2 separate regions of the Homo sapiens genome follow, and region 1 is linked to region 2. Evidence: read pairs that join two places in POLR2A ChIA-PET (ENCODE). Cell type or tissue: MCF 10A. All regions are shown on one strand. Links, peaks and the distances in the headings refer to the core of each region. The heading gives the core; the rest is flanking DNA. Region 1 has its middle 20 kb from the start of SIPA1L2. Region 2 has its middle 13 kb from the start of LINC01745.

Region 1 (16,755 bases), core at 8,477-16,476, 60 kb after region 2:
GAACTTGTTTAATTCAGTCCAGGAAAACTGAGATGTGATCCTGCCGAGAGCTAGAGTGGTCAAGATGATTTTCCCTGGTCCTTTCTAGATCAACGTTTGCATACCATTTTCATAGGCCTTAGGACCTTTAATTCTCAAGATATCTCCACTGTGTAGGAATTATTAGTCCCTGGTTACAGATGTGTATGCCAAATCTCAGAGAGATGAAATTTCCCCTCTGACCTTGAACTCAGATTTACCAACTGCAATTCTCATGCATTTTCAATGATGTCTTGCTGCCTACAGTTACAAGAAAATAAATGTGTCTCTTTCTCTTGTTATAAATCCTTGCAAAGAAGAGATGAACTGTGATGTGTTTCGTAAGAGAAATTGTCCCCCTAGGCTTCTTTCTCTAAGGCAGAGATCAAGATAGCATAAGCAAGTGTGCAGCCCTCAGGTTTAGGGGAAGGGCTGGTGGATGAGAGGCTTTGGAAAATTATCTAGTTCATTTTCTTCTTCTTTTCTTCAGCACAGTCTACTTCTGGATCAATCATATTATCTATTTATGGAGGACATTTAGGTGTGAGATACATAGTACCTATATCTTCCTGAAGGCTGTCTTCAGCTTCTCAATTTGGGCTGCTGTGTGTGTGTGTGTTTTTTTCCTTCATGTCTAAAGTTTAAGAGCTCAGATTTTGTCTTACTGTGTAGCATAAAGATGCTGAGTCTGATACCAACTGCCTCCATGTCACATGGCCAAGCAAATGTCACCATGATTTGTTCACTTGGAATTGATCTGAAGATATTGCAATAGGTCTTTTAAAATTGTTTCCATAATTATTTTTATGTAGAATTCAAAGTTGTCTGTTATCTATTGTGAGGAAAAATCAGTTAAAAAGAAGGATTTCATTTTTGGCAGGGAAAGCAATACAACTGGAAGTGCAATTTCATCACATTCCTGGAGAGATTATATGGTGGCCATTTCCCAATCAGCAATACAGAGGGGAATTTATTTTCTATTCAAAGCTTTCCTTTCTAATGCATATATTACAAACATTCTAAATTAAGAACAGGATCCTCTTTTGAAACCAAGAGAGTTTAGAACCAATGTCTTGCATCATTTCTCCTGAAACAGAACCTCTTCTGAATGTGTATATTGTACTGCGAGCCTCGATGTCTGCTTGCCCTCATCTGCACCTGGACTGTAGCTACTGTGAATGATGATCCTTCGAACACTGTGATCCTGGGGAGCCCTTAGAAGTGGGCTCCTGCTTCTAAGTTTACAGCAGCTTCTTTGCACTAAGAATTTATTCCCTGGGCCATCCTTTATTCTGCATTTGGGCTTAGTCTCTAGTAAGTACATAGTAGTTACCTAGTAATTTAGATTGGTGATTGACTTATCCCAATATAATATGGATCTGTACATTGCGGCTGCAAGTTTATGGGGGAAAAATGAATCACTGATTTTTTTTTTCATTTCTCCCAACTCTGAGCATCAACAATGCTTCATAGAATTTTTTTTAGGAACAGAAAATAAGCATAAATTGATTATCTTTCCCTCAGTCTTTCCTAGTTTGGGGTCAAATAAAAGACTTGCTTTTAATTTTATCTGTAGGATGTTTTTCCGTAATAATATGGATATCTCTTAGAAATGCCATAGTTCATTTGCTTGGTGGAAGCTGGTTCAATAACACCATTATATATTTATGTGGTTTTGTGGGGAAGTAAAGATCAATAGAGGTCTTTCCAGCCATGTGACTATAATGATGGTTTTCTTTTCCTGCTCTATTTATTATTTATTAAATACCTCGTTGTGAACAACACTGTCCTAGGTCTTGAATGTGATTGAATAAGAGGACTGTAGACGGGCCCAATTCGGTGTACTGATATCATTCTGAAACTTTGGATTTTATTGAAATGTGTTTAAAATTATAGAAGACATGCTTGTGGCAAACACTTTATCAGTCACTATCACGTTTCAAGATAACATTGAACCGCAAATTCAATGCAATGTGTATCTATATTCTTTGGAAATGTACCAAATTTAACTAGAAACATTCAACATTTTCTGAAGTCCTTGTGAAAAAGCACCTAGGCAGAGAAATGCTAAATGACCAAGACTAAGCTAAAGTATATCTATTTCATTGGGTCTACCCTTTCATAAACTGTGAACATTAGATATGTTTAGTGCGGATATTTTCCCAAAAAGCAAAAAGGAGAGAACTGCATTTTTACAAAATGTAAGAGAAGAAATGACATAGGGGTGGGTCTTGAATGTGCAGGTCAGAAAGCTGAGAGTCTTGTCTCAAGCATGGGAACTGTGACATGGATAAATTACTCATGGCGGTTGGGCACAGTGGCTCACACCTGCAATCCCAGCACTTTGGGAGGCTGAGGCAGGCAGATCACTTGAACCCAGGAGTTGGAGACCAGCCTGGGGAACATGATGAAATCCCATCTCTACAAAAAATACAAAAATTATCTGGGTGTGGTGGCTCATGCCTGTAGTCACAGCTACTTGTGGGGCTGAGGTGGGGGGATCACCTGAGTCCAGGAGGTCAAGGCTGCAGTGAGCCATGATCAAGCAACTGTACTCCAGCCTCGGCACCAGAATGAGACCCTGTCTCAAAAAAAAAAAAAAAAAAAATCACTCTTGGAGTCTGCCAGGATTCAGAGAACTAGACAGAGAATTTCAAAAATGGAAGAATTTCTTGAATTGGCCCCGGGCTCTTTACCACGAGTTAATGTCATCTTCCTCCTGGTAAGTGTTTGACCTGGGGAAGGAGAAATGTATAAAGCTGGTTTGAGTTCCAGTTTTCACCAGACACTGCGGAGTCTCTTGCAGCCCTGGCTTCTCTCTGGCTGGTGTGTTCTCTCCTGCACCATCCTGCCCTCAGCTTTCTTTTCACCTGTTCTTTGAGAGAAAAGAGGCTGAACTTCTGACTTTGTCCTTGCTGAGATGATAAAGACTAATGAATGCCTTTGAAGCCATTCACAGCATGGTAGCCTGAGGTCTTGAAGGGTTCATTTCCTCTCTTGTGGCTATGTGGTTTCGAAGTTTCATGAAGGACCGTAGTAAATAAAACATGACATATGATCAGACCTCAAAGTGGACAGAAACTAAAGCTGTATTTACACATTGTATCAGTGCTGGGAAAGGAAGGTAAGGAAGGGGAGGGAAGACAGGTTCACGTAGATGATCTCATCAGTCATTTATTCCCTAAGTGGAGGTGAGCCCTGCTGATTCTGAGATTATTCTTCTCTGGTGATGGCTTTCCTAGTGACAGGGACATGTCCAGCCTGTCACCGATTACCCATGGAGATGAGGCAGCGTCCCTCTGGTGCTATCTCTTTTCCCTCTAAGGGGCTCTTCCAGGTGCCTTTGTTGCCATGGTTGCTCCTGAGCACACACAAGATGCTAAAAATAAATTCCAAGTGAAACTTTCCAGCTGCCTGGTAAAAGAGTTTTCTGCTCTCTTTATATTTACATCCAATTGGCTTACAGTTGATATGCTCTGAGAAGCTGGATCAAATACAGATGCCATGCCCAGAATCAGCAGATGGGCTGGGGGTGGAGAGAAATTGTATAGGTTAAAGACTGCCAGGGGAGTCAAAAGCCTCCACTCCATGACCTTGCCTAACCATGTGCCTTTGAGAAAATGGTGTCATTTCTCAGGGTGTCAGTTTCTTTACTGGGAACTGCAGTGAGTATCAGAAGAACATTCTCATTTTAAAAGTGCACTTATGAGTTCTGATTTTGAATCTAAAACATTTCTGCATACTAGACCTCACTCCTGTATCAACTCTGTAAACTTTGGCAGCCAATCACTATTGTCCCAAATTATCATCTAAGAGAACTTAAAAAGTATGCCTCATGTGACTTGATGCCATCATTCATATGACAAAAGTCACACACAGACACACAGATGATGGTTGTGTTCGTTTTCCCATTCATGCACTATTTTCCTCATCCAGTAAATTATGACTGTGTTTTTTTAAGTCATCAGATTTCTTTTTTAATACAGCCAGCATTGAACTGAAAGCTATTAAGAAAAGTAAATGCCTGAGAGCATTAGGTATCAAATTAAAAGAATATAAACTTGGAATGAGATGATATTAACATAATAGGAATAAAATATCAACACAAAATATTTGTGTGTTTTCTGATTACAAAAGATGTCTATGTGAACTCTTAAACTAATTGGAAAAAAATCTCTAAAGTTAACATTTGATTTTTTACTAACAGTAGTCCTGACATTGTATAATTTAATTTCTGAGTTATAGTAATTCTGCTAATCTGAGATATAAGAAGAAGGGTGAAAAAAAAAACCCAAGGGATAATGGGAAATATGTCCATGAATTAGATGGAAGTCTCCCTGTGACTAAATTATGTAGCTAATTAGTGCCAAAAATATTTAATACGCACCAAATGTGAAGGATTCAAAGATTCAGCTAAAATCTACTTGGTAATCTTCAGCTGTGCCCGCTCAGGGCAGCAGCTACTAGAATTCTCTAGTTACAGAACAGAATCAGAGCCTGAAAAAGGTTAGGCAAGATCCTATCATCAGGAGATACTGTTTTCAGCAACGTTTATGCCGTCTGCTGGTTTTACATGTTCCATTCCCTTATGTGGAGGAATGATTATCATCCTTTTAGGGAGGGCACAGGGGATGGTTTTTTATTATTAGCTGTATGGAAAGTAATTAAACTTGGTAAACCTTCAAGCTTTATGTTCCAAAATTAACTCTCCTGGGCTTGGAAAGCCTTCCTAAATGACAAGAGGGTATAAGAATTGCAATGTAGAGCAGTGTAAGAACACAGATCTGAGGAAGGGTGGAGCTTGGGGACCTCATGGATTTGCAAGCAAATTTAAAAATAGAGGATTCCTTAGGAACTCTGAAAGATATTCAAATGGAAGGAAGGTCATGCTTTGAAATAGGGAGAAAAGGGAGTCTTCCACTAGCTATTGATAAAAGGCAGAGAAACTGCAGAAGGGAATGAAGGTTGCATCTACAATGTCTCATAATGCCAAATAGACCTAAGAGTAAGGCCTCTGCTTTTCCTAGCTGCAAACCAGAGATGAATAAGCAGAATTAATTTGTAGAGTGCATCCACTTTAGTAAGTGCTTTAGTTATTGAACAGGTCAAGGCCAAGATTAGAACTTAGGGCAACTCAATGTATAGAGCCTTTCAGGCAGTAGGCAGAATTGAGATCATCTATTATATATATGTTGATATCTCCCTCCAAACTTCCCCTTGCACTTAACTTCTATTGTGATATTAGGACAAGAACTAGAGGAGCTGCAAGAGATATAAGCTAAGTATGAGGTTGTATGTAGTAGGATGTAGTAATGGGGAAATTAGCACATGGAATGACTGTGATTGGATGATCAATAGTTTATGTCAGGGCCATCACGTAAAGGGTAATGCAGGACAAATGCTGCTGTACAAAGTGGCAGGTGAAGCATCACAGAATACAGAAGACAATTAATTAACCAGGTAATCGTTGCAAGACTTTTCTAAATTAGACCTGTCTATTTGGTAAATAGCTGATGGATAAATGACCCTCAATTCATTCTTTCAACAAATATTCACTGAGTGTCAAATTTATATAAGACATTGTGATAAAACCCACACTATAAAGATTAAGTGATCTCGGCCGGGCGTGGTGGCTCATGCCCGTAATCCCAGCACTTTGGGAGGCCAAAGCAGGTGGATCTCCTGAGATCGGAAGTTTGAGACCAGCCTGACCAACATGGAGAAACTCTGTCTCTACTAAAAATACAAAATTAGCTGGGCATGGTGGCACATGCCTATAATCCCAGCTACTCGGGAAGCTGAGGCAGGAGAATTGCTTGAACCAGGGAAGTGGAGATTGTGGTAAGCTGAGATCATGCCATTGCACCCCAGCCTGGGCAACAAGAGCGAAACTTTGTCTAAAAAAAAAAAAAAAAAAAAAGATAAAGTGAGCTCTTTTTAAGTAAGTTACTTAAATAAATGCCTATACCTTCTGGGAAAACTCACATTTTTTAAACTAGATTTTAAGAGAGAAGAGTGTGTTTGAAACAGAAGCAGCAGTCTGAGCCAACAGTTGACAGCAGAAAATCACAGGCACACCAGGCTAGAGGCAAGAGGACAATTGGACCAGAATGAGAGATGGGCATGGAAGGTTAAGCATTGGCCCATCATGGAGGGAGGTATAGAAAATGAAGTTTTCAGGGAAGGAGGTACCAGTAAAGATTTCTGAACAGAGACGTTGCAAGAACAGAGCTGTTGTCAAGCTTAATTTGGTAATGTTATATATCAAGCTGAGTTGGCCCAGTTTGTTCAAGTTGATAATTCAGGGGTGGAGGGTAGTGGGAAGAAGCAGTAAAAATGAGTTTACATGCTCACAGAATGACGGAAACGTGAGGTTCATTGGACACTTCAGCTGGGAAATGCATATCTAAGCAAGACGCCACCACTAACGGGTTAGAAGACAATTTGAAGAACAGGCACACACAGGAATTCAGGGGTTTGTTTTTTTGTTTGTTTGTTTTGTTTTTTTGAGATGGAGTCTCACTCTGTCACCCAGGCTGGAGTGCAGTGGCATGATCTCAGCTCCATGCAACCTCTGCCTCCTGGGTTCAAGTAATTCTTCTGCCTCAGCCTCCCGCGTAGTTGGGATTACAGGCATGCACCACCACACCCAGCTAATTTTTGTATTTTCAGTCAAGATGGGATTTCACCTTGTTGGCCAGGCTGGTCTCGAACTCCTGACCTCAAGTGATCCACCTGCCTTGGCCTCCCAAAGTGCTGGGATTACAGGTGTGAGCCACCACACCTGGCCTGAATTCAGGATTTTTTTTTTTTTAATGTGAAAGATCAAGCTATCTGTACATGTTGGAAACAACAGAATTTCCTTTCTTTTGCTCTTGAAAGTCGGAAAGGTCTTTCATTGGTAAGACTTAATCAGCCTCTCTGCCTCCTGTGTCTTGAAGGTATTAAAGTTGAGCCCACTGTCGTACCCTTAAGCCCTGGCCCAAGACCCGTTGATGAGCAAATGATGTGTTTATTTACAAAAGGGCAGACAATATTGCTGGAGAAACCACTCATGTAGCCCACATTATCTTCCTAGAAAATTACAAAACTATATCAAACCATATAAAAGTCATTCCTAATATCCCAACTGAGTATAGGATAGGTTAGAAGAAAAAGAAAGTGAAGGTGAAAAAGCCAGTAAGGAGTTTACTACACTAGTATTAGGGAAAGTCAATAGGACCCTAAACTAAGTTGGTGGTAGGGGAAATGGAAAAGCAGAGAGAGAAGACAAATCTCACAAGGTGGAATACAGATAAATTGGTGAGAGCTAAAAGACGACTGACATTTAGCAAGAACAGGGGAGACAGACAGGGAACTGGCGTAGAAGTCAGGCAAGGTCAGTGTCAGATGCACTGGTCTGGAAGTGATAGGAGGCTATCTGACTTGAGACTATGGCAAATGTGGAGCTAGAATTCGAGGAGGAGCAGGGTGGCAGAGGGAAATTTGGGAACTATCTGCAAAGAGGTATTTGAAGAATTGGAGGAGATGTCTAAGTGAGTCATATATGGAGATGGAGTTTTGCCAATTTTTGAAAATATGAAATATGTGACAACCAAATCTATGTTGCATTTTTTTTCTTGACTGTTAAGACTGGCCTGACTTCTCATTTATCTTAGTCTTTTTTTTTTTTTTTCTGGAGTCCTGTTGCTTCTCACTCAATGACTTCTTATCTCATGTAGGGATCCCAGCCCTTGTAAAGTACTGGGCACTTTGTTTGGCTTCCCCAGAGCCCACCCCAATCCCCTGCTCCCTTGTTACTCTCTGCTACAGCAGGGATATAGGTGAATATTCATTGTTTTTGCCTCTCTTCTGGCTGGAGGGACACCTGTGACTGACAGGCTGGAAGAGTTTGAGGGGAGGCCAAAAGAAACAAACGGGCCTAATCCACCTCTTTCCCTTTCTCTATCCTACCTGCTACACAGACATTGTTCCTGGAGCCAGGGCAGCCCTACCTATTCCACTGAAGCAACACACGTGGGGAAATGCCAAGAGAATTTCAGAGGCAATGAACCAGACAGAGTTAAGCCTCCAAAACCATGCCAGCAGCCCTCTGCCTCCAATCTTCCTGCTATGTGAGCAAATGAAATCCCTGTCTGTGCAAGCCACTTTTATGTCAGGTTTTCTGTGACTTCTAGCCAAACATATTCCTAACTGATGTACCCTGCCTGTTTTTTGGAGGTGGGGGGCAGTTTGAGGGATGCCCAAAAGGTGTGTTCCAGTTTTCTGTTGCTGTATAACAAACAACCTCAGAGCATAGTGACTTAAAGGAACAATAACCATTTGTTTTACTCACAAATCTGTAATTTGGACAGGGCTCAGTGGAGATAGTTTTTCTGCTCCAAGGGCGTCAGCTGGAGAAGCTCAATAGGGAACAGAAGGATACACTTTCAAGATGGTTTACTCATGTCACTAACTAGCTGGTTTTGGCTATTGGATGGAGGAAATCAGGGTCTGGAGCCAGAGGCCTCCATTTCCCTCCATGTGGGCCTCTATGTAGCTGCTGGGCTTCCTCACAATATGGAAGCTGGGTTTCAATAGAGAACGTAGCAAGAGAACAATGAAGGTCTGTGGCATGTTTATAATCTCTCCTTAGATGTTACCAAGCATCACATCTACCATACTCCATCAGTCAAGTCAATTGTAAACACACACCCAAGTTTAAGGGAAGTATCATTGCCATCTCTTGATAGGGGTGTGGCAAGGCCCTAGAATATATGGGATGAAAAATATATGGGATGCAGACATCTTTGGAAAATATAATCTGCTAGAAGGAATTTTATAAGATTCATGTATAAGCTACATGAATAAAGGTGTACTTTATTCATTCATTTATTTATTGTTGCTCTCTAGAGATTATGTGTGACACTTATAGAAAAGAAGAGAGAGTTTTGATTTATTGCAATAATTCTGCCAAATTTTTTCAAATAGGAGAAGTCATAATGGACTCACGGGTAACGTGCCTCCTCTTTGTGGTATTAACCAAATATCCCAAGATTTGTCTTGATGATCAAATACATTTTGGAGAGTCACAGTTAATCCCATTCATTTAAAGGTATCCTCTTTGGGGTATAGTTGTAGAGGACCTGGTATGTTTTGCCTGTCCCTGACTAAGTAAGAAAACTCCACTGTGCGGGCAAGAATTGAGTGTGTGTGTGTGTGTGTGTGTGTGTGTGTGTGTGTGTGCTGGGGGCCCTTTGATAGATTGGAAGGTTGGAATATAGCACAGAGCCACCTCACAACCTCACAAGAGAACAAACATAATATCCTTCAGTCCTAGAAAGAGCTGCAAATACCGTGAAATAGTTCTCTGTAGACAGAATTCGCTTGTGTTGTTTGTGCAGTCATGTCAGAAAATATAAAAGGATGCTATGCTGATGAGTAGTCAGTCTGCTCTCAGACCCAACCCTTGCCCTCGCTTTGCTCTGCTGTAGCACATGGAACTACATTTCTGAAGCTACCTGGCCAGTCGGGGGTCCTACTAGAAGATTAGAGTGTGAGAGAAATGGAGGAACTAGGGTCTTCTCCTATGTCTTTCCATTCCTCTGCGGTCCTTGGCCATGTCTGTGTCTCCCTGCATGGTAGGGGGCTTTGGCAATGGCTCCAGAGAACCCACCCTCCTAGTATTCATGCCCTTGTGTAACACCTTCTCCTTGAATGTGAGCTGGACTTATTTCAATGAATAGAACGTGGCAAGGGTAATGGGATGTCACTTCTAAGCTTAGGTGAAGAAGAGATTGTGACTTCTCCATTGCTCCCATGCTTTCTTCCCTTCTCACCTGTTTGCTCTGATGAAGCCAGTTACCATGTTGTGAGCTACCTGATGTGGGAAGAAATTGAGGAAGATCTCTGGCCAACCACCAGGGATGAGCTGAGTCCTGCCAACCATTGCTTGAGTGAGCAGCCCCACCCCCAGTTGGGCCTTCACATGATTGCAGCCCTGCCTGGCTAATACATTGATTATAGACTTGAGCAACACAGAGACAGGGGACCCAGCTAAGCCATGCCTGGATTCCTCACCCACAGAAACCGTGAGAAAGTACAGGATGTTGTTTTAAGCCACAGGGCTTAGGTTGATGTGTTCCACTGTCAAAGATGACGAATACACAGAGGCTCCAGTTCCTTCCAGAAGCTCCTTGCTCTGTTATCAGCAGATGGGGTGGGGCTGGGCTCTGGTAGCTTTATCCACTGTCACTTAGCTGTGGGGGTCGAAGTGGCTGTCTGCTGTTGTTAAGTGCCTCACTGTCCCATGTTTGAGTTTTCCAATCACTTATCACCTGTATAACTTATTCCTATATGAACTTCCTGCCTTGAGTAGTTTTTGTTTTTCTACATGAATCCTGTCTGAAAAGATTACAGTTCACAAATTTGGTAAAATGCCTCTTGTTTGTGTCCATGAAGTTTTTCTTCTTTCCATAAAAGTCAGAGGTCCAAAGGTACAGGGCGAGAGCTGGTAGTGCAGTATGAGTGAATACTATGAGGTCCAGCACCAGAAGCATGGAAGGAGTAGCAGAGAAATAACGTCTACTTTCATATCTAACTTTGTGTTTGTAATTTTGAAATCTTTTTTTTAGGCACTAACCTAATTTAATAGCAAATAAGTAATCGAGACACATGTTATTACACAAATATTGAAGGTGACAGTAGTTTGCATCTTTATCATGTTGATACACATGTATTCTTGAAAAGTCCTGGGTTTTATGATATTTGTTTTCAAAATAGTTGCAAAGCATGTTCTTTACACTAATCTAAAATGACCTACATAGGCTGGGTGTGGGGACTCATGCCTGTAATCCCAGCACTTTGGAAGGCTGAGGTGTGCAGATCACCTGAGGTCAGGAGTTTGAGAGCAGCCTGGCCAACAAGGTGAAATACTGTCTCCACTAAAAATCCAAAAATTAGCTAGGCATGGTGGTGCACACCTGTAGTCCCAGTTACTTGGGAGGCTGAGGCACAAGAATCACTTGAACACGGGAGACGGAGGTTGCAGGGAGCCAAAATTGCACCACTGCACTCCAGTCTGGACAACAGAGGGAAACTCTGTCTCAAAAATAATAATAATAAATAAACAAAATGACCTGCATAATCTAAAATAACCTATATCAAGAAAAGTTTAAAAACACAACTAAATTCAAACACTTAAATATGAAAGACAAGCTGCCAAATAAATAACGCATGTTTACAGAAATTTCAGGGAACTGCCACTTAGCTTTGTAAGTTTAATAGATAAAAAGATTAAAATCATCTAATAATAAATTATTTCCATAACATGAATAGCATCCATTACAAAAGTTTTAGTAATAGTATAGTTTCACAAATACAAATTGCTCTTAAATTACATATACAAATAATTCTATGACCAATATTTTTTAAAAACTAGTAAATTATCTACCATATATCTATCGCTCATAATCCTATAACATTTTTTCTTTTTTTGGTAGTGTCTCACTATATTGCCTGGGCTGGACTCTGCATGTCACCTAGGCTGGTATGGAACTCCTGAGCTCAAGCAATCCTCCTGCCTCAGCCTCCCAAAATGCTGGGATTATAGGTATGAGCCACCGTGCCCAGCCCATAATCCTGCAATTTTAGCAATATTTTACACAAACGTAAAGAAGACACACAAATTTATTTAACCTTCACTTTCATCAATCTGTGCCTGCCCCCCAGTTCAGACACATTGGATATCAAAACTGTTAAAGGCCTAAAAAAATGCAATTAAAGTAACTTTAAATTAAAATAGTTTTAAAACAACAAAGGTTCCTGTTGATTTTGAATTATCACAAGAGAAACTTGGAAACCTTTGTAGTTTTCCTTTAAACTTTGAAATTCTGTGATCTGTGACTCCATTGCTTAGAAATTATTTCTACTTCACTCAACCAACCTTTAAAATGAAATAAAAATGATAACCTTCTAACTTTAATTACCTTAATTCATAGAAAACAGTAAGGAGGCAAGGAGGTGAACAACTCTTTGGTCATTAGCTTTAAGAAGAAATATCCTGCCTAAAACAGGCTGTTATCAGAAGAAACACAGAAGCACAACAAATTGTATTTAGAAAGTGGCATTGTCTGAAGAATCAGAAATAGTTCCCTTCTATACTTGAGCAGAGGCCTCTCTGAGTATAGTGGCTTCTGCTAACCTTGAAGGATTGCATCCTTCCATCCATTCATTACAGATTCTTACATCCTAAGAGCCAGGAGGGATCTTAGAGGTTATTAATTCCCCTTCCATAGTTGACAGCCAAACAAATTGAGGTGCTCAGTGATCAAGTGCAGTCCCTAAATCTCATAGCTTGTCTGTTGCAGAGCCAGGCTAGACCTCAGACCACCTGGCTCCCAGTTTAATGAAAGAAGAAATTGCATAACCTGGCAAATACGGTTAACATGTAAGATCAACTTAATGGCTTTATCTTCCCTTAGAGTCAAATTCAAGACTGCATGTAGGAGAGTCTCAATTGTCAACTTTTTGGTGGTAGAACCTGTCTTACCTGAATGATAAACATTCTGTCATGAAAAGCAATAGTCATGGGAGTGATGAAATGGTCACAGGTGAATCATTAGGTTGCAACAAAGATGAATAATATTATCGTATTCTCTGTGTGTCCAAAGTGTTCCCAAGCTAGGAGCCAGATTGTAGTCTCTTTCCCTGATGCATTTTTTTTTTTTTTTTGAGATGGAGTCTCGCTCTGTAGCCCAGGCTGGAGTGCAGTGGCACGATCTCGGCTCACTGCAATCTCTGCCTCCTGGGTTCATGCCATTCTCCTGCCTCAGCCTCCCGAGTAGCTGGGATTACAGGCGCCCGCCACCACATCCGGCTCATTTTTGTATTTTTAGTAGAGACGGGGTTTCACCATGTTGGTCAGGCTGGTCTCCAACTCCTGATCTCGTGATCTGCGGGCCTCTGCCCCCCAAAGTGCTGGGATTACAGGCATGAGTCACCGCGCCCAGCCTCCTTGATACACTTTACTGTCCTTTTAATTAGCCTTATCTATTTCCCTACTTATAAATGGAATAAACTTTTTTTTTCACAGCAGCTACAAAAAGTAACGCAGCATCTTATTTTGACACCATGTCTTATTTCCTTTGGCTCTTTGGAAAGAGCCAAAAAGGCTTAGTTAGCTAAGTTTATGTTCTGAAGAAGCATGGAAAAGCAGGTTAAAGTTCTGTAGGTACCCAATACTAGATTCTGCACACAAAAGTAGAAATAAAATCTGTATTCTCTCAAGCTAAAATAGAATTTCCCTATTCAGTTCTACAGCTCAATATACACGCTGACTAAACATTTCGAGGACAGAAGATTGTGCTAAGGCTGTTTTTTCAATATAAAAAATACTCATTTAAATTAAAATTACTGGGTGGATCACATGATATTTAAGAATTTAAGGAGGATGGAAAATTATGCCCATGTCGCATAGATGGGCTTATGTGGTACTCAGAGATTCAGAATTTTTAACATTTCCTCATATCTGTTAACTGAATTTGATTTTCTTGCTCACCCTTGCAGCCAGAATGTAAAAATGAAGGAAATGATAAAAAATAAAGAAAAAGAAGAAACTTAGCAAAGCAAGAATTTAAGGTAAAAAGTCCAGCTTAAAATCTTAGGTAGCACATGTATACTTAGGTATACATTTATTTTATCAGGAAACTTTATCTTAAAGAATAAATAACCCTTTTTGCATTGTCTCTAAACTGGAAACTATTTCACCATATTTGGTTCAAAAACAACCTTAATACACTATAACTTTGTGCTAAGGCCAATGAAAAAGTTGTTAAGATACAGGAAAATATTGCTTTTATCAGACTTAGCTGCAGAGTGTGAAGAGGTGGGGAATGGGTAAAAATTAGAGAAAAGTAATGGCTACAAAGTACCTGGGAAAGGCATTTTAATCCAATCCAAACTAAACCTCTTTCCCACTGGTCAATGTCTGGCATTCTTTGGGGCTGACCTTAGCATCGTATCCCTTCCTGGCTGCTGGAGTGGATTCAAGTCCTTTTTCCTTTTTCCTTTTTTTTAAATTGTCTTCTTGTTTGTCTCTTCCACTAGAGATTTAGTTCAATACATCTTTGCAACTGCAGTGCCTACCACTGTGCTTGGCATATAGTAGCACACGAAGAAAATTTGGTAAGTGGATAGATGGATGGATGAACAGATGGATGGATGGGTGAATGGATGGATGGATGAGTGGATGGATGAATGGATGGATGGATGGATGGATGGAAGGATGGATGAATGGATAAATGGATAGATGGATGGATGAAGGAATGAAAAAAGTGAATGAATGGGCATTTATCTTCCAGTTGTTTTACATCCTTGTTGATATGGTTTGGCTCTGTGTCTCCACCCAAATCTTATCTTGAATTGTACTCCCATAATTCCCATGTGTTGTGGGAGGGACCTGGTGGGAGATAGTTTGAATCATGGGGGTGGTTTCCCACATACTATTCTCAAGGTAGTGAATAAGTCTCATGAGATTTGATGGTTTTATCAGGGGTTTCCACTTTTGCATCTTCCTCATTTTCTCTTGCCTCCACCATGTAAGAAGTGCCTTTCACCTCCTGCCATGATTCTGAGGCCTCCCCAGCCGTGTGGAACTGTAAGTCCAATTAAACCTCTTTTTCTTCCAAGTCTCTTTATGTCTTTATCAGCAGCGTCAAAATGGACTAATACACTTGTCACCTGCCCTACACTCTTTGGGGCTTTTCAGCCTTAAACTGGATATAAACCAGTTTCACCTATGAGATAGACCTAAGCCATTGAAGCCTCTCTCCCCAGGAGGGTGCTAAATATATACATGTTTGTTAAGTGACAATGCTAAAGAGAGATTCTCTGATCTCCAAATAACATGTACAAAATCAAGATTACTAACATTTCTTTACAAGAAATAAGGAAAACAATGTTTGGAATCAATGAGCTCAGTGCTTTAACTATATGTTTACAATCAATACAGATGCACTTCCTCTTTGGTGTCTTTCCCCAGTACACAGTGACCTGCCCCCTCCACTAGATCCTTTTTTTATGCCCATGAATTGGGAATAAAGTGCCAGCAAATTTGATTTTATTGTTCCACATGAATGCTAGTCAATTTTCCTAGTGGGAATACTAAAGATGATAATTGCATGTTGTCTCATCTTGTCTGTATAGGTCCCCTCTAGTGGTAAGCCACTGAAAGCATGAAAGGATAGGAACAAGAGCAAATGAAATGTAATGTGGTGCATTCTTTGAACTAACAGGGACCTCTTGTTTGAAGGGTGTCACTGATTTGTATATAGATAGTGTTAGGGAAAACTCAAAACTGTTTTTCCTCCACTTGAACACCCACACAATAGAAGTCAACATAGAAGACGTCTGTGACCCCAAAGTATGTGAGTATTTCTCCCCCTTCCAACAGTTTAAGAAATCAGTTCGGCAGCAGACACCAACAGGGTGTCCTCCAATTCAATTCAGACACTATCTATCTGGAAATAGCATCAGGTCACACAGGTTGGGGCCTCAGTTCCAAAACTTCCCCACTCTTCAGACATCAGTTGCAAGTCCAGGCCTCCAGAACTTCTGACCAACTGGCTTCAAGCTGGGGTGCCCAAAACCCTCTCTTTGGGTTCGATTAATTTGTTGGAGCAGCTCACAGAACTCAGGGAAACATTTACACTTTCCAGCTTATTATAAAGGATATAACAGAGGATACAGACGAACAGATGCATAGGGAAAGGCATATGGGAAGGGGTACGGAGCTTCCATGCCCTCCCTGGGTGTGCTGGCCTCCAGGAATCTCTATATGTTCAGCTATCTGGAAGCTCCCAAACCCTGTCCTCATGGACCTTTGATGTGGACTTCACTGGATAGGCATTCATTGGATTGACAACCATGGAGAAATGTGAATGGACAAAAAGGGTACGATCTAAACCCAGCGAGGCCTGTCTGTTCAGGTTCTTCTTGGCCTCTCTGCAGCATTCCTTTCTCCAGGGTATGGGGTAGGACCACCTCTGGAATGAGGGTCTTATGAACCACAGTCAGATTAGAGTCCTTCTTTGGGCAAGTAAAAGGAGGGCAGGAGAAGTTCAAAGAGAGAGTCTGTTGATTGTAACAAGGGCTGTGGGAGTTATGCATCAGGAACTGTGGACAAAAACCTGTGTATGGAAATATACATACATATATATAAAATAATATCACAAGTAGACATAGACATTTTTTTTTTCCTCTTAGGCAGGCTTCACTCAGGGAACATAGGGAGGGACTGTCAATGGAAGGTATGGTAATAAATGGTCAGGCTCCATAGTTAGGGCACTTGATGGATTACCGTGGCTGTTGGATATTGTAGGTGTCACTCTGCTCCTGTGGAATGCAGGCTACAGAGCTGGTCCTTGGTGGGTAATTACTAGGCAATGAGAAACAGTCTTGAATAGCACAGGGACATAAAAAATCTTGTCTGAGACAATGTTGCTTTGTGGTTTATTTCACATCACTTGTCTTTTGGGAGGAAACAATCATACTCTATTATTGATGACTTGTGCTGTTGCATGGAGAAAAGGCATGGATAATGAACATAATAGGTGACCCTAAAGCAATTGCTTTTTGTTATTAGAACGTTGTTGAAGAGAGGGACCGTTTTATCATAATTACTTGCCCACATACTCCTTCAACACTCACTCTTCACACCCTTCTTCTCTAATTTCCTCTGGGAAAGAGGTGGGTAGATAA
Region 2 (16,755 bases), core at 3,071-11,070:
TTTTCTAACTTATAATTCTATATTCAGCCAAACCATCAAACAAGTATTGGGACATAATAAAGATATTTTCTGACATTCAGACCTTCAAAAAAGTTATCTCTATTTGTTCCTGTTACAGCTCTGAAAATTAAAAATTACTTCCACCAAAATGAGAGAGTAAACTAAAAAAGGAGATTCGTTGTTTAGGAATCAGGGATGTAACACAGGAGAGGGGCAAAGGGAACTCACAGGATGGTGGATAAGGAGAGTCCCTGGATGTCAGCTGAGTATCTGGCCAAGAGAACAACCAGGGCAGACTGAAGCTGAAAGACAGCTCCAGGAGAGAGATGTTGAATAATAATAATAATAATAATAAACTAATAAATGGAAATGAAAATGGAAAAAAAATCACTTGATGGCTTTAATACCTTGAGAGGAAATTTAGATTTCTGTGGGAAATTTTAAGGATGATTTAGCATAATACAGAAAAATGAGCAAAAAGGACAAGAATTAATTTCACTAATTACAAGAAAGGAAATGTAACAATATTGCTTTACATGATTCAACTGTAAATAATAATTATGCAATCAAAGTAATATAAACTCCCACAATTGATTTTAACAACATAACTGGGTTCAGGGACAGTGGGGGTGTGGGACTGTGTATATGTGTTTTGGGGGCATGGGGAAGAGCCAAATTCCATCTTTTATGATAGAAAGTTAAAGACAATGTCTAAATTTGAAATATGAAAAACTATTTTTTTAAATCTGTCATGTTTTGAACGCTTATGTCCCCCACAAAATTCATATGTTGAAATCCTAACCCCCAAGGTGATTAGGAGGTGGAATCATTGGGATGTGGTTAGGTCATGAGGGTGAGGCCTTCATGAATGGAATTAGTGCCCTTATAAAGGAGGCCTTAGAGAGCCAGCTAGCTCCTTCACCCATGTGAGTCTGGAGTAAGATGACAGCCATCTTAGGTAGCCTTGATCTTGGACTTTCAGCTCCAGAACGGTGGACAATAAATGTCTGTTGTTTATAAGTCAGCCAGTCTATGGTATGTATTTTGTTAGAGCATTTGGAACAAAGACCAGGTGCTATCTGTCTTTGACAAAGTATAAATCACAAGACATAGCTGAGAGAGTGAAAAGTGATGCCATTTGAGGTGTGGGAATTGGGAAATAGAAAAGTGTGGTGAGGGAACTGCTCTTTTATTATAAGTCCTATAATAAAACAGTGTTTTTGTTCAACAGTTTCTGTGTTACTTTGATAAAAAATTAAAATCACAATTAGATGAAATTGTGGGACGGATGGTAATGAATCCAGATCGTGAGCCTAAAGATCTATCCAAAATGATTCTAATTTCTAGAGTGAAGAAGCAAAAGCAGGTTTTGGCAGGGAAGTAATAATGGCATATCCTGGGAGAGCTCTGAAGCCGGTTTTCTAGAGAGTAGCTGAGAAATGCTGCAGCGTCTCACACCCACACAGCCTGCTACCCCGTTGCTACCTAGATCATGTTTTCCAGTGAAATATTGGCAGGGGAAACATTGATTTATCACTATTTTATAAGGAGAGAATTTGGCAAGGGCCATGGATTAAAACGTACACAGAATATAGGTCTTGAAACTGGAAAATGTCCACCTGGATTTGAAGAGAATTACAGCTAAGTGGGATAGCTATTCCTTCAATAAAGACATACTGAGCATCTAAGTGTAAAACATTGTGTTAGACTTTGGGTGGGAGGTGCTTATAAAGATTAATAGGCTGCAGGCTCAAGAAAGTTACAATTTACTGGGGAAGATATGAGCACATGGAAATTAAATAATAAGATGTCACAGTCAGTGTATCAAATCATTTAAGCGGGGTCTCATGAGCAGTTCAGCTTGCCCTGATATTCTCAGACATTTTGAATGAGGAGAGGTACATAGTGATGCATTTTAGAATCCGAATTGTGTATGTCCCAAGAGAAAGAAAAATGGGAAATAATGACAATATATTCTGTGAAGCCAAGCTGATCTTTTCCAGAACTGTGTTTGCACCAAAGGAAAAAGACAGAAAGTCTAAGCCTGAAAAACAGAAGAGGAAGAGAGAAAGAGACAGGGGAAAAAGAGAGAGAGAACATTAAGTTAGGAACACTGCAATAAGGGACGTAATGTAACTAAATCATTGGTTACAACCCACAGAACCAGTTTTAAGAAATAAGAGAATGGAGGGGGTCATGCCTTGTGTATGTTAATATTTATTTCCACAAAGAATTATAATTAATGTGATATGAATCAAGTCTCACCACAGTGGGTTGCCACATGGGGTGCTGGCCCATATCTTAAAATTTTCACATACTAACTTTTTGCTTAAAATAAATAGGGTGTAAGCTGGTGGTTGCCATTTTGATGTAACTTCTGTATTTTTGTGGCAATAGATATTTTTACCTGAATTTTAATTAATACTTGAGTTATATTTGACAATCCTTTCACTGCCTTTTACTTAAGTAAAAATACCAGTGAAATGTGGCTTTCAGAAAAGCAGAGAAGACCATTAAAATGGTAAATTCTGAAGATAAAAAGTGTTTAATAACTAGTAAATCAAGATGATTAGTTTTTTAAAAGAATAAAATATACGCATATCATGGAGTGGGAGGAAGTAGTTTGGGAACACCATGAGAACTTGGGAAAACATTTGTTTGCCCAAGAAGGTGCTCTGGTTTTGGGACGGGAGAGATTACAACACTCACTGATGGCTCAAAGAAGGGTAAAAGAATGCGGCTCCAGGAAGGTGAGATATGATGAAAATACCAGGACATTTCAAACATAGATGCATGATTAGAGAAAGAAATTTGACAACAATTCCTTAGCTAAGAGATTTATCAAGCAATAATAATAAAAGCACAGTATATGGAATCTTCAAAAACAGAAATTTAGATAACTTAAAAATATCTATGTATCATTGCACCCATATCTCTTAAGAATAGCCAAAATTATTGAGCTATTGAAAGGCAAGGCCATGATTGCCATCAATTTAGCCAAAGGAGACAATTGTGAAGCGAAATAAGAAAAACAATGAGCATTTCAATGAGGACAAATAATACAGCAGTGGTTGAAGTAAGAAAAATATTTGGAAAGTTCTTCATGTTATTTGTCTGTTTGCATTGTTTGTTGTTTTGCTTTTCTGTTGCACTTTGACTTTTCTCTGTGATATATAAAAATTTAGGAATAGAAATATGTGGTCACTTGCGTCAATGAAAAATTCCATATTGTAGGCCGGGCACAGTGGCTCATGCCTGTAATCCCAGCACTTTGGGAGGCTGAGGCAGGCAGATCACCAGAGGTCAAGAGTTCGAGACCAACCTGGCCAACAGGGTGAAACCCCGTCTCTACTAAAAATACAAAAATTAGCTGGGCATGGTGATGGGTGCCTGTAATCCCAGCTACTCGGGAGGCTAAGGCAGGAGAATCACTTGAACCTGGGAGGCAGAAGTTGCAGTGAGCCAAGATCGTGCCACTGCACTCCAATCTCAGTGACAGGAGCAGAACTCCATCTCAAAAACAAAAGCAAAAACAAAAAACCTCATATTGTACTAATAGATACAGAATGAGAAGCACTGTGTAGGCTTGCTATTCATCTGGTCTGAACCACCATTTTATGACTATATTTATGGCCCTGGTGGGTTAATGTGCATCTGTCCAGTCCCATGGGCTCCTCTGTTGAAGCATCTGAGTGAGCAGGGGATGGACTGTAGGCTGGACCAGCAGGTTCCATTTCAGCTCAGGGCCCCAGACATCAAATGCACAGTTAAACTGCGGGTGCAGACAGCTCCATGAAGAGCCTAAAGTAACCATCTCTGATGAGCTGAGAATAGGGAATTCATTTCCCAGTTTCCCAACATCCTTGTTAAACTTCCAGGGAGGGCCACCATCTTCTGTCACCAACCCAGATGCCTGTCTGGGAGCCCCTGATCCTCATCAAGTAACACCGCACTAATGCAAGACCTAACCATTCCACCCAGGGCGGCCGTCGCCATGGGATGCACCTGGTCATAGTTACTCAATAGTCTTCCTGGAAGAGGTCCCTGATGTTTCTTCCACTCCCCAAACTGTAAACTTTGCCAGGAAGCAAGGAAATGCCCTGTGGAACATTTAACTGAAGAGTCAGCAAAAGACAATCACACAGGTCAGGTGATGACTCACGCTTTGCAGCTCATTTCATCCCTTTAGGAAAATCCATGCTCTTTCCCTGAATCCCCTGAAATAAATTGCAAAGGTTTAGAAAGCCTAAAAATAAGTGCTTCTCCAGTCCAGAGCTGTCACTAGAAGCTAACTCCCATGTTGGTTTTAATTTCCTGTCTTGTAACGTTTTCTAAATATATGCTACTCTTTGCCACCTCTTCGGAAACTGCCATTAAACTGTGATTTGTGTCTAGTCAAGAAATGGAGGCACAAAATGGTCAAGTAACATTTTAACATTTCCTAGGTCATACATGTAGTCAGGATGGGGCTGGAATCCTAGCACAGACGGGTCTGCCTCTGCCCCTATTTCTTCATGCCACCTTCTTAATAACTTTTAGGCCGGGCGCAGTGGTACGCCTGTAATCCCAGCACTTTGGGAGGCTGAGGAGGGCGGATCACCTGAGGTCGGGCGTTTGAGACCAGCCTGACCAACATGGAGAAACCTTGTCTCTATTAAAAATACAGAATTAGCCAGGCATGGTGGTGCATGCCTGTAATCCCAGCTACTCGGGAGGCTGAGGCAGGAGAATCGCTTGAACCCAGGAGGCAGATGTTGTGGTGAGCCGAGATCACGGCATTGTACTCCAGCCTGGGCAACAAGAACGAAACTCCGTCTAAAAATTAATTAATTAATTAATTAAATAACATAACTTTTATCGGTCTCATCCCCTAGTTCTCTAAATTCCTAGAGCATGCCCCTCACTGATGGCCCATGCCACTCCATTCAGCTTCTAATACTCTTCTGATTTCGATTCAAATAAATTCCAATAATACTCTAATTTCAAAAAAGAACTTTATTGACTATTTCAAAAATGTTATTTTATTTCCCAATGAGCTTCTGGGCTTTTTGAAGAGCTATATTTCAGAATGATCACTGTGGTCCTGTGGGTAGCATTAGGGCCCACTTCTCCATGGACAGACAAGACTTGAGCATGGTGGCAGGGTTTGAAGCTGGTCTGGAGTACTAGGTGCATGATTACCCTGCTACACAACTGGTTCCCAGGGTACAGGGAGTTAAAGAGCTTCCCAAGGGATCTTGGTCTGCCTGTAGACATGGTTAGTAGACACATTCCTTCATCCAATAAGACTAGGGAGAGAATGCCCAAAGAAAGATAAAGGTTTTCCATCAAACTATGAAAATCTTTGTCCCCAATATTGGCAGTAATGTTTTCTTCTAGATACCAATGGAAACATCCCTTTCATGGTACTGCCAACAATTTTCTCAACAAAATATCGTGTTGATGGATCATGGATGCAGCTTACATTCTCCACTTTCTTTTTTGTTTCTTTTTGTTTTCTTTATTTTTATTTTTATTTTTTTGAGATGGAGTCTTGCTGCATTGCCCATGCTGGAGTGCAGTGGCACGATCTCGGCTCACTGCAACCTCCTTCTCCCAGGTTCAAGTGATTCTCCTGCCTCAGCCTCCTGAGTAGCTGGGATTACAGGTATGCGCCACCACACCAGGCTAATTTTTGTATTTTTAGTAGAGACAGGGTTTCACCGTGTTGGCCAAGCTGGTCTTGAACTCCTGACCTGAAGTGATCCGCCTGCCTCGGCCTCCCAAAGTGCTGGGATTACAGGCATAAGCCACCATGTCTGTCCTCTACTTCACTTTCATTCAGAGCGGATTGTGAGGAATTGCATCTTTGGTAGTCTTTTCATTGCTTTTTTTTTTTTTTAGCCTTTTTTTGGTTAGCCTTTTCATTGCTTTTTTATATTCTAAAATTAAATATAAAATTGATTGAATGCAAACAACAGTAGTGACAAGGGGTTACAAGCTTGTGGTAATAAATGGCCTGAATTTATAATGGCCCTAAGTTGTAACTCTTCATAGAGTCCTCAGCCCCTCAGCCTCACTCTGGCATATCTCAGTTTCTCTGTTATTCTGCTCTATGAATGATCTCTATAGGGTTCATTAGTTCTTACATAGAGTACTTGATTTTGAAAAAACATGAGGTATCCATCTTAGTTTCTCACCCAATAACTGATTACTTCCTCTCCCCCGGATGGCTGGTATCATCCCACTGTACAGGTTCAGTAATGTTCTTGTTCTCCACATCTCTTAGTCTTTAATACAAATACAAACGTTATACAAAGTTTGTTCTTCCAGCAGGTAGGGCACAACATGTTCAAACAGGAAAACTGGGTTTCAGTGGCAGCTTGCCAGATTAACCAGCTAGTGAACTTGGCCAAGTCACTTCACATCTCTGAGTCTTAATTTTCTTATTTATAAAATAAAGATCAAAAATATATTCCTAAGAATGCTTAGCCCCAATGATGTAAAGATGTTTAAAATTATAAAGTGATATACAAATAGAATGGATCAATATTTTGATTTTGTGTTTCTTCCACAGATTCTCTAAAAGCAACAAAAAAGTAGTGAGTTCCTGGATTAGATACTCTGTGGGGTGCTAGGGATGTGAAAACATGTCTCCTTTTCTTGTTTTCCCTTTCACATGAACTACCTTGACTGCTAATTTTATCTTCTCAGATTATATCATTTTCATACGATATCTCAAATCTTTGGTAGATTGGAATAATGCATTAATAAATTAATAATTAATAAAAGAAAATAAAATAATTAATGGTACAAGGCACAATACCTCCTCAAAAGGAATGTATATCCCAACAAGAGGACACGACAATATTTTTAAAGACGATTTCACAACATCAGGGACGTTCTGAAAGCCCTGAATGAGTGATGGAGATGGTACAGCTGCAGGAGAGATGGGAGAGATCGCTAGAAGACATGAAGTGGGAAAAGGCTTCGGAGAGCAGGTAGTGCTCCTGCAAGGTCTTGAAGCCAATGAAGATTGAAGAGAGCCTTTCATCCCAGAGAGGGAGGTGAACAAAGATTCAAGCGCAGAGACGGGTCAAGGGTATTCAGGAGGAAGTAAGGCAGCCTGGAGTTGAGAGAAAGGACACTGAAGTACAAGACAGAAAAATGACTTTTCAGAGGCTGAAAATGTACCAAAATGTACAGGCTACTGGCTCTTGTCCACCACCACTTCCGCATTTGCACAATCTGAGAATCCTGTACAATCTGTGAGGCTCAGGAACAAGCCACTTGGATGGGGGTCAGCAGGCCTGGGTGTCCTTACCAGCTCTGCAAGTCACAAACATCTCCGAGCTTCATTGTTTTTTCCAGAAGAGCAGTTCTCCACATCCATATTGCAACACATTGGAATGTTTAACAAGTCATTTGTTACTATTATGAAATTATTAAAGTAGGTGAATATTTTAATTAGAAATCACTTGTTTCAAAATTTCTTGAATGGAATGAAAGAAATGGAAAAGGGAGTGTGTAAGTCCATGAGAGGGGGTGACCTATGTCACAGCACCAATAGTGCTGTTCTAACATAGAGGGAATGGGGAGAGACCAGTGTCCTAGAACATAAAGGCGTGGTTCTATATTTCAAAGTGCCCCATAACAAAGAAGTAATAAGACGACTAGGTCTGGACTGTGCCTATGAAGGTGGAAAGTCTGAAGACACACTTGCCTCTGGAGAGTATGTAGTCAGTACTCAGGCACCGGGTAGCTCCTCAGAAGGAAGGAGCAAGAGGCTCTTACTGGTTCAGAGGCAGCTTGTCTCGGGATCTCAGACGTGGAAGGCTGGTGTGGTTCTGATGCATGCACAGCCAGGATTGACTGGGTTTGCAGCTTTCCTTTCTCTTTTCTGTTCTAATTCTGGAGGTAGAACTTGATGCCTCCTTTGAGTCCTCTGCTCCTGTTTCCTCTGTTCCCATTTCCTGTTCCCGATGGATCCTGAGAAATATGTGAACACTTCAAATGATGTTTGACATTATTGAAAAGGGCCCTCTCTAGAGAATACCTTTTATTATGTGAAACATCTTATTTGTGATACGTACAGCACTTGTGTTTAAGCTGTTGCCAATTTATATTTGTGTATGCAGTATTAGTTTTCTTTGAGAGGCGGCCAGTTAGGACACTTATGTTGCTGAGTACCCATTACATTGTGAAAGATACCCCAAGGCTAGCTGATTGTTCAGTTTTTCCAGATTTTCTGTCTTACTGCTAGTGCCAACTGTGCGTCTGGGCATAAACCAGACCCTGATTCACCAAAGGCTGGCCATTGTCTCTTCCTCTTACCCATCTATTCTAACACACCTTCAGTCACCCAGAGCCCATAGAGTGCCATCAACAATAGCACACCTTACACGAGAAGAAAGATGAGACTTTCTAGTTTACTAGAAAGAATGCAAGTGTGAACATTCTGCAGTGAGGAAAACAAAAACCAGAATAGAAAAACACCAAAAACTTGGAATATTCCTCTTGGTTTTCATTGAGTTGATAGAGTGGGCTCTTTAAGGATGGGACGCTTTACACAATACATCAGGTCATGAGTTCTCAGCAGGGGCCAAAAGGGACACATTGACAAAGGAAGACATCATTTTCATCCAGCAGATTCAGGGACGAAGGGATCTGTTTTATTGATGCAGTGCTGAGTCACTTAGCAGCTGACTCATTAGCAGCCATTAGCCAGCCCACAGTCAACAGAAAATGAGCACAATTGTGCAATCTTTACAGAAGAGAATTTACAAATTAGGGTTGGCAACCGAACTGACAGATCTGGGACTGTTATCAAACAGAGGAGACTTTCTGCCTGCTGACTATTTTGGAGACTTGAACCCAGCAACATGAACACCCAGGAAGCTGTTGCACACTACATACAGGTCAAACAAGACTCCTTTAAACTGATGTTTTTCTGTCTGTCTCTGTTTGCTCCTTGTATGAGATTATGCCATTACATTTATGCACTAAGCAGACAGATAATACTATTAGTTCTGATTTCACTTGGCTCCTTAAACACCATACAGGTTACTAACAGAGCTGTTTTAATACATATTGGCTCTTTGTGTCATGCCAAGACACAGGTGTCACTAGGGGACACAGGGCTGGAAACTTAGCCAAGCATGAATGGCCCAGAAGGATAAGACTGGGATGTCTTCTAAATAGGGAGAGGAAAACGACTACCATAAAGCCAGATAAGGCAACAGGAAGTGTTCGCCAGGCTTTCAGCAGTGGGAAGTGCTACCATGGAATCCTTCTCACTCTGGTGGCCAAATTTACTTGATTTCTACCTTTCATCCAACCTGGTGCCCCTATGGTGGGCTTCACTATGAATTACTCAGTGAGACCTCTGGCTAGTCCTGCCTTTACCTTGGTACCCCCACTCTCTCAAGGTCAGGTTTCCCTGACTGATCACTAGCTCTCTGAAGCTCCAGCCTGGTAGGTAATTGGGCACCTGTCTGAACCTCAGATCTATTTTTTTTTTTTTTTTTTTGCGCGACAGAGTTTTGCTCCTGTCGCCCAGGCTAGAGTGCAATGGTATGACCTCGGCTCATCACAACCTCTGCCTCCCAGGTTCAAGCGATTCTACTGCCTCAGCCTCCTGAGTAGCTAGGATTACAGCCATGCGTCACCATGCCCAGCTAATTTTGTATTTTTAGTAGAGATGGAGTTTCTCCATGTTGGTCAGGCTGGTCTCAAACTCCTGACCTCAGGTGATTCGCCTGCCTTGGCCTCCCAAAGTGCTGAGGTTACAGGCATGAGCCACCACGCCTGGCGAAAACCTCAGGTCTTTAAAGTCAGATGGTCCTGACAAGTTAGCCTTACCAAGAGAAGACGTTCTGCCAGGTAGCACTGGCTCCCAGCTATGAACCCTAGTTTCTTCTGCCATTTACTGGCTGCATACCTTTGGGCAAATGACTGAAATCCCTAAGTGTCTATTCCTCCATCAGTTACATGGGAATACCACTGCAGTTCCATTTAGCTCCACAAGACTCCATTTACGCAACAAATATTCATTGATCACCTCTGACAAGCCTGGCTCTGTGCTAGGCACTAGGGACACAGTGACAAACTGTAAACTACGCAGATAAGGTTCTTTCTCACATGGAAGGAAATTTACATGTTACCTAGGGTGGGAATGGGCAGGAGGAGACAAAATAACAAAGCAAACAAATTTACCTCGTAATTTTTGATAGTAACACATGCTAAAAAAACTAAGAAAGAAAGATACAGAATACAATGATTTGATAAAGAGTGACCAGGGTGGAGGTGACAGGATTTAGCCAGGGAGGTCGCATTTGATATGAAGCAATGCGAAGGTACATTGTGAAGATATGATGCGTGGATATGAAGACCACCTTGTGAAGATGTGGAAGCGCAGCAGTCCAGGTAGCAGAAAGAGCAGGAGCCAAGGTCCTTAAGCAGGAATGAGCTTGACTTGCTCTGAGGACACGTGGGGGAGTGTTGGACTCAGAAAGGTAGGTGATCCAGTGTGCAGTAGCAGATGAGCTTATCTGACAGGCAGAGCCAGTCATGTGGGACACTGAAACCACAAAAGGAGCCTAAATCTTAGTCTATATTCAGTGGTGACTCTGGGAGGAATTTTCCACAGGGAAGTGACATCGTCTGCGTTGCATTTTAAAAGACCATCCTGTCTGCTTTATAGGGTGGGGATTATAGGAAGAAGTGAGTGTAAAAAGAATAGTTAATAGAGTATGCATAACCCAGGTAGGAAATTCTGGTGGCTTGGCTTGGACTAGAATAGTTTCTGGAGATAAGGAGAAGTTGACACAGCAGGGATTCATCTTGGAGATAAAGCCAACAGGTTTGCTGATGGATTGGATGTGAGTGGATGGGAAGGAAAGAAATTAAGGATGATGCCTAGATTTTTGGCGAGGTGTCTGGATGGATGGTGGTAACTTTAAATAAGATGAGGAAGAACAAGTCAGGGCTATTAGGGGAGGAAGGTCAGTGGCAGTAAGAGTTTCCCTGGAGCCAGGTTAGTTTGTCATTCTTCTTAGCCAAGTGAGGTTGTCAGATTGGCAGTTGAATCTACTCTACGTTTGCAGCTCAGTGGAAAAATTAGGGATGGAAATTTTTTTTTGTTTTGAGACAGCGTTTCACTCCTGTTGCCCAGGCTGGGTGCAATGGCATGATCTCAGCTCACTGTGACCTCCGCCTCCCGGGTTCAAGCGATTCTCTTGCCTCAGCCTCCAGAGTAGCTGGGATTACAGGTATGCACCACCACGCCCGGCTAATTTTGTATTTTTAGTAGAGACAGGGTTTCTCCATGTTGGTCAGGCTAGTCTCGAACTCCCTACGTCAGGTGATCCACCTGCCTTGGCCTCCCAAAGTGCTGGGATTACAGGTGTGAGCCATAGCGCGTGGCCGGATGGAAGTATTTAAGTACGTAGATTGTTTAAGGCTCAGCTCTGTGCTAGACAATGCATATCATCATTCATTCATTCAACAGGCCCTGTTCTAGGCACTGGGGTTACAGTAGTAAACATAACAGACAAAAAGCCCTGCCCTCATGGAGCTGACATTCTAGCAGGAGGAGAGGGGCAACAAACAAATATGTGAATGAAATGTATGTTAAGGAAAAAAAGAGCAGGAATTATAGAAACAGGGATGCAGGTTGAAGATAGAGGATCAAATTTAAAATCAGTGGTTAGGGAAGGCATGTTTGAAAAGAAAAAGACCTGAGTGAGGTGAGGGAGTGAGTATGTGGTTACCTGGGGAACTACATTTCAGGAGGAACGCAGGCAGATGTGGAGAGGGAGCAGGTGTGGGAGTGCAGGCAGGTGTGAGTTCTCTCAATCCCAGCCCTTCCCAGTCCTGTGCGGGTTGTCCATCAAAGCTATTATTGCTCTCACCACATCTATCAGCCAGTGGTTGAAGGGGTAGCCTGTGAGTGTCACCAAGTCCACTGGCTCCTCTGCATTGAATAGACTCACTTGTTGACTGATGGTGGGCTGCACCACCCGGGACACTTGCCCTCAGCAGGTGGCTTCTCCACCAAGCCTGCAGGCGTGAAGAGGAAATCCCACAGGCGTGAAGAGGAAATCCCACAGCCCAGGGATGAGCACCACCTGGAACTCACAGGAAAGGGCACTGCTCTGTGCTCACTGATACTGCAGCCCCAGAGGGTAGGATTCCTCTAGAAAAAAAGTAAACAAACAAACAACATGTTCCCTAAATCTTTGTCTTGGGCTTAAGCTTTTCCCTGCTCTTTGTATCTGTCCTCCATTCCTGACAATATAGCTGGGATGCCCGCCTTTGTAACAAAGCCTGGCTCAGGCAGATGCACATCTTCTGGGACTTCAGCTTTGTCATGCCCTGGCTGATCCAGCCACCATACTAGCCCCTGCCCAAGGCCCTGAGTTCATGGCTGCCATTTCCTCCTGTTTCTATGGGTAGCCTCGACTTACCCGGCAGGTTTTGGAGCCAACTGGCCTGAGTTTGTTTCCTGGCCTTTATCAGCCATGTGACCTTGAATCAGTCAATTTCTTTCCTTTTTTTTTTTTTTTTTTTTTTTTTTTTTTTTTGAGATGGAGTCTCACTCTGTCGCCCAGGCTGGAGTGCAGTGGTGTGATCTCTGTTCACGGCAACCTCCGCCTCCTGAGCTCAAGCAATTCTCTTGCCTCAGCCTCCCGAGTAGCTGGGATTACAGATGCCCACCACCACGCCCGGCTTATTTTTGTATTTTTACTAGAGACAGAGTTTCACCATGTTGGTCAGGCTGATTTCAAACTCCTGAACTCAAATGATCCGCCCGCCTCGGCCTCCCAAAGTGCTGGGATTACAGGCGTGAGCCACCATGCCTGGCCAGTCAACTTCATAAGGACTGTGTTTCGTCATCTGTAAAATGGAGATAATAACCCTGTCGATGTTTTTGCAAGACATAAATGTGTTACTACATCTGCAATTATTAGTCCTGTGCTCACCATGCATTTGGTGTTCAAAATAAAATGTATTATTATTGGCTAGTTATCATCTGCCCTTTAAATAGATATAAATAAATATTGTAAAGTACTGCCTGTGACAGCAACAGTAGACGTCTGCCCCAGTTGTGTTTAGGCAACATGCTGGCTTTTAAAAATGCCAATAATATATTTTATTTAATGAACATATCCAAAATATTTTCAGTTCAATGTGAACAACATAAAAATGAATGAGATATTTTACATTTTTTTATTATGGTAAAATATATAAAACATAAAATTTACTATCTTAACCATTTTTATGTGTACTGTTAAGTGGGATTAAGTTGATTCTCATTGATGTGCAACCATCACCACCACCCATCCGCAGAACATTTTTTATCTTGCCCCAAAATATTAAACGCTTTGCAAGTTTGTGTGTTATCCTTGCACAGGGCCCATGCTAATTTCCTCTGTGTCATTCCAATTTTCAGTATCACTTCCAATATTACTTGTTATCCACACAAACACCACACCTTGGCCTTTTAAAGGGGTTCGCCGATGGTCTGAAAGTGAGCAACAAGTATTAAAGTACTTGTCTTACAGAGTAAGTTAGCTTTAAACCTCATGCAATTTTGCATGCTAAACATGCCTCAGAAACTCCGACTGTGGGTTCTGTGGACATACATCTTACTGTGACAACTATAGCTTGAACATTTTCGTTTTTCACTCGACCACAACTAACTTAAGGTGTGTCGTCACCAGTGTGCTTTCTCATAGGGTCTATTCCTGACTAATTGGAGGCATTGTGTTAGTAAATTCTTCTCAAACAAATATATTCTTTCCACAGATCTCAAATCTGAGTCCTTTATGGAGGCAGTGTTAACTTTCTATTGTAAACATTTGTTATTCAACTCCAGATCAGAAACGAAACGGTTATTGAGATGAAGTGCAGAAATACTTTTTTTTTTTCCTTTCTATTCCACATGACTTTTTAAAACTCGGTTCAGGATAGAAAAGAATGCCTGAGTTAGGATTCAGGGATTAACTACCACCCACAGGCTCACTTATAGGTACATTGAGAAGTGCATATCCCCACGTCCCCTTGAGGCTGGGTGTGGCCATGTGGCTTGCTTGGCCAGTGGAATATGGGCAGCAGTTACCTTGCCCCAGTCAACTCTGAAACTGTGTGTGAAGCTAGTGGTGTCATAAAATGATGGATCCCCCATCAGCCTGGGATCCTTAACAATTACAAAGAGCAGAGGCCCTTCCTGCCCAATGGTAGGTGTGTAATACAGCAGCAATAAGGTTTTGAGTATTTAAACACCTGAGATTTGGGGATTATTCATTACAACAGCATAATCAACCTTAACCTGGCTAATTCAGGAGCCAAGTAATAAACACAAAAAATTCACTAAATCATGGAAGGCCTTCCTCCTTTTCCCTGCCCATCAACACTCCTCTGACAAGCATTATAAACAATAGAACAAATTCTGAGAGAAAACCTCCTTTGGTCATAATTTTAACATGGCTAGGTTTTTTGTTTTGTTTTGTTTTGTTTTTGTTTTTGTTTTTACGGAGCCTTGCCCTGTTGCCCAGGCTGGAGTGCAATGGCATGATCTCAGCTCACCACAACTTCTGCCTCCCGGGTTCAAGCGATTCTTCTGCCTCAGCCTCCCGAGTAGCTGGGATTATAGGCACATGCCACCATGCCTGGCTAATTTTTAGAAGAGATGGGGTTTCACCATGTTGGCCAGGCTGGTCTCGAACTCCTGACCTTGTGATCTGCCCGCCTCAGCCTCCCAAAGTTCTGAGATTACAGGCGTGAGCCACCACGCCTGGCTTGATTTTTTTATTTTTAGTACAGATGGTGTTTCACCATGTTGGTCAGGCTGGTCTCGATCTCCTGACCTCGTGATCCACCCGCTTCAGCCTCCCAAAGTGCTGGAATTACAGGCGTGAGCCACTGCACCCGGCTGGCTAGCTCTTTTATGTTGTTGTTTTTCCAGCTCAGGTTTGGTGATGTAATGGAACCTTAAAATCTGACCAGTTTGGGGCCGGGCGCGGTGGCTCACGCCTGTAATCCCAGCACTTTGGGAGGCCGAGGAGGGCGGATCATGAGGTCAGGAGATCGAAACCATCCTGGCTAACATGGTGAAACCCTGTTTTTACTAAAAATACAAAAAATTAGCTGGGCGTGGTGGTAGGTGCCTGTAGTCCCAGCTACTCGGGAGTTCTGAGGCAGGAGAATGGTGTGAACCCCGGAGGTGGAGCTTACAGTGAGCCGAGATCACGCCACTGAACTCCAGCTTGGGCGACAGAGCGAGACTCCATCTCAGAAAACAAAAAAAGTCTGACCATTTTGAAGTTTCAATCCTCTGAGGTAACATGGTTATCATGGTTGGTGTCTGGGTGTATCTGTCTCTCAATCATCTTCATGACATTTTCATCCATTTTTCACTTGACAGATAAATTGGGGCTGAAAGTGATGTTCTTTATTTTTTTTCAAGTTAGAGAAAATATGCTCCCATGTGAGTCGATTCTCTTTCTAATTTGAAACTCCAAGCTAGACACCTTCCAAAGGTGAAGATGTGACAGAGGGTGATCACTGGGATTCCATCCATTTCCTGCTGCCTCACTTTTAGAAAAGCGGGAAGGAGGCTGATCCTCATTTAGTGCCTACAGCACTCAGGCACTATGCATATTATTTAGAGTAGCTTCCAATGCAATCTCCTGAAAGATTGGTTCTTAACTTTTCCTTAGGTCGCAAACTTCTTTGAGAACGTGTTGAAAACCACTGAGCCTCTCTTCAGAAATCAACACACAAAAGTTTGCATTCAACGTAAGGATGTTTGCAGGGGTCATGAACCCCAGCTGGGCTCCCTTCGGATGCATTTCTGCCTGTTCTAGAGAGATGTCATGTGGCAGAGAAACAAAATGTAAGGAAATCACACAATTTAAAAACCCGAGTCCCACTTATCAAACACTTGCTAGCTGCAGAATCTGAGCAAGTCACCTGACACTTCTGAGCCCATCTTCTTTTAATACTGAGTAATCTCTCCTGAGCCTGCTCTGTGCTGCATGGTGTGTTAGAAGGTGGAATGCAGCTACAGTGATGCTTAAGACCCACTGCCTGCCCTGAGAAAGCTCACAGGCTAGTACACTAAGGGAGACAGGATAATACACAACTATAGAGGAGAAGCAACCCTCTACCTCTCACCTATACTAACCCCCCCACCTATCCACCCCCCGAGAGCCAGCTTCCAGGACACAGACTGGGTCCCATCTGCCATGGGGTGGGGCTGCAGGTTTTACAAGGTTTCATTTGGGCATGGCTGTCTGATTCCTCCTGTTTCCGTACTTCAGCTGTGGACACACCCAATTCTGCTCTCTCCCTTGGGCTGGCTTGAGAGAAAGGCAGAGCCTGTCCCTCTAGAATGGAGCCTCTGGCTCTCTTTTCTCTTTTTCACAAATGAACAGGCTTTTCATTTGGGGTTCAACACTACATTTACGTTTGGGGATCCACAGAGGCCCCATTTAGGCCCACAGGCTCATCCCAGTGCTGCAGTCCATAAGGAACTTGGCTGAAAATAAAGTGAGCGTTTGGTTTCTCACCCATTATCACTCATTTCATTTGTACATCTCCCTCAGGGAATCAGGCGGGAGGGAGTGTGCTTGGCAGATGAAAGTTCAGGTCTTCCTGAGTCCTCTGATATAGGGGCAATGCCCAAACCCCACACGAACACTTTAGAAAGAGTAGCCAGGACACAATCTGATCAGTGCTCTGGTGGCAACATGGGCTGTGTGCTCTGGAGGC

What was found. Peaks named below come from ENCODE experiments on the same cell type or tissue, not always from the same donor. Only the 100,000 strongest peaks of a DNase experiment are listed, where the experiment ranks them.
Region 1: POLR2A ChIA-PET joins it to region 2 with 11 read pairs; 3 of 35 experiments call an interaction of 5 or more read pairs at or near these places.

The regions. Positions count from the first base shown.
Region 1 is chr1:232,641,888-232,658,642 of GRCh38, reverse strand. No RefSeq gene overlaps it. Among named protein-coding and RNA genes, the nearest start is that of SIPA1L2, 20 kb to the right of the region's middle. In MCF 10A, for the core only: no CTCF peak of the experiment used is centred there; a DNase peak (open chromatin) is centred at 12,592.
Region 2 is chr1:232,696,902-232,713,656 of GRCh38, reverse strand. It overlaps the pseudogene RNU6-1211P. Among named protein-coding and RNA genes, the nearest start is that of LINC01745, 13 kb to the left of the region's middle. In MCF 10A, for the core only: no CTCF peak of the experiment used is centred there; DNase peaks (open chromatin) are centred at 4,086, 6,356, 8,206, 8,716 and 1 weaker place.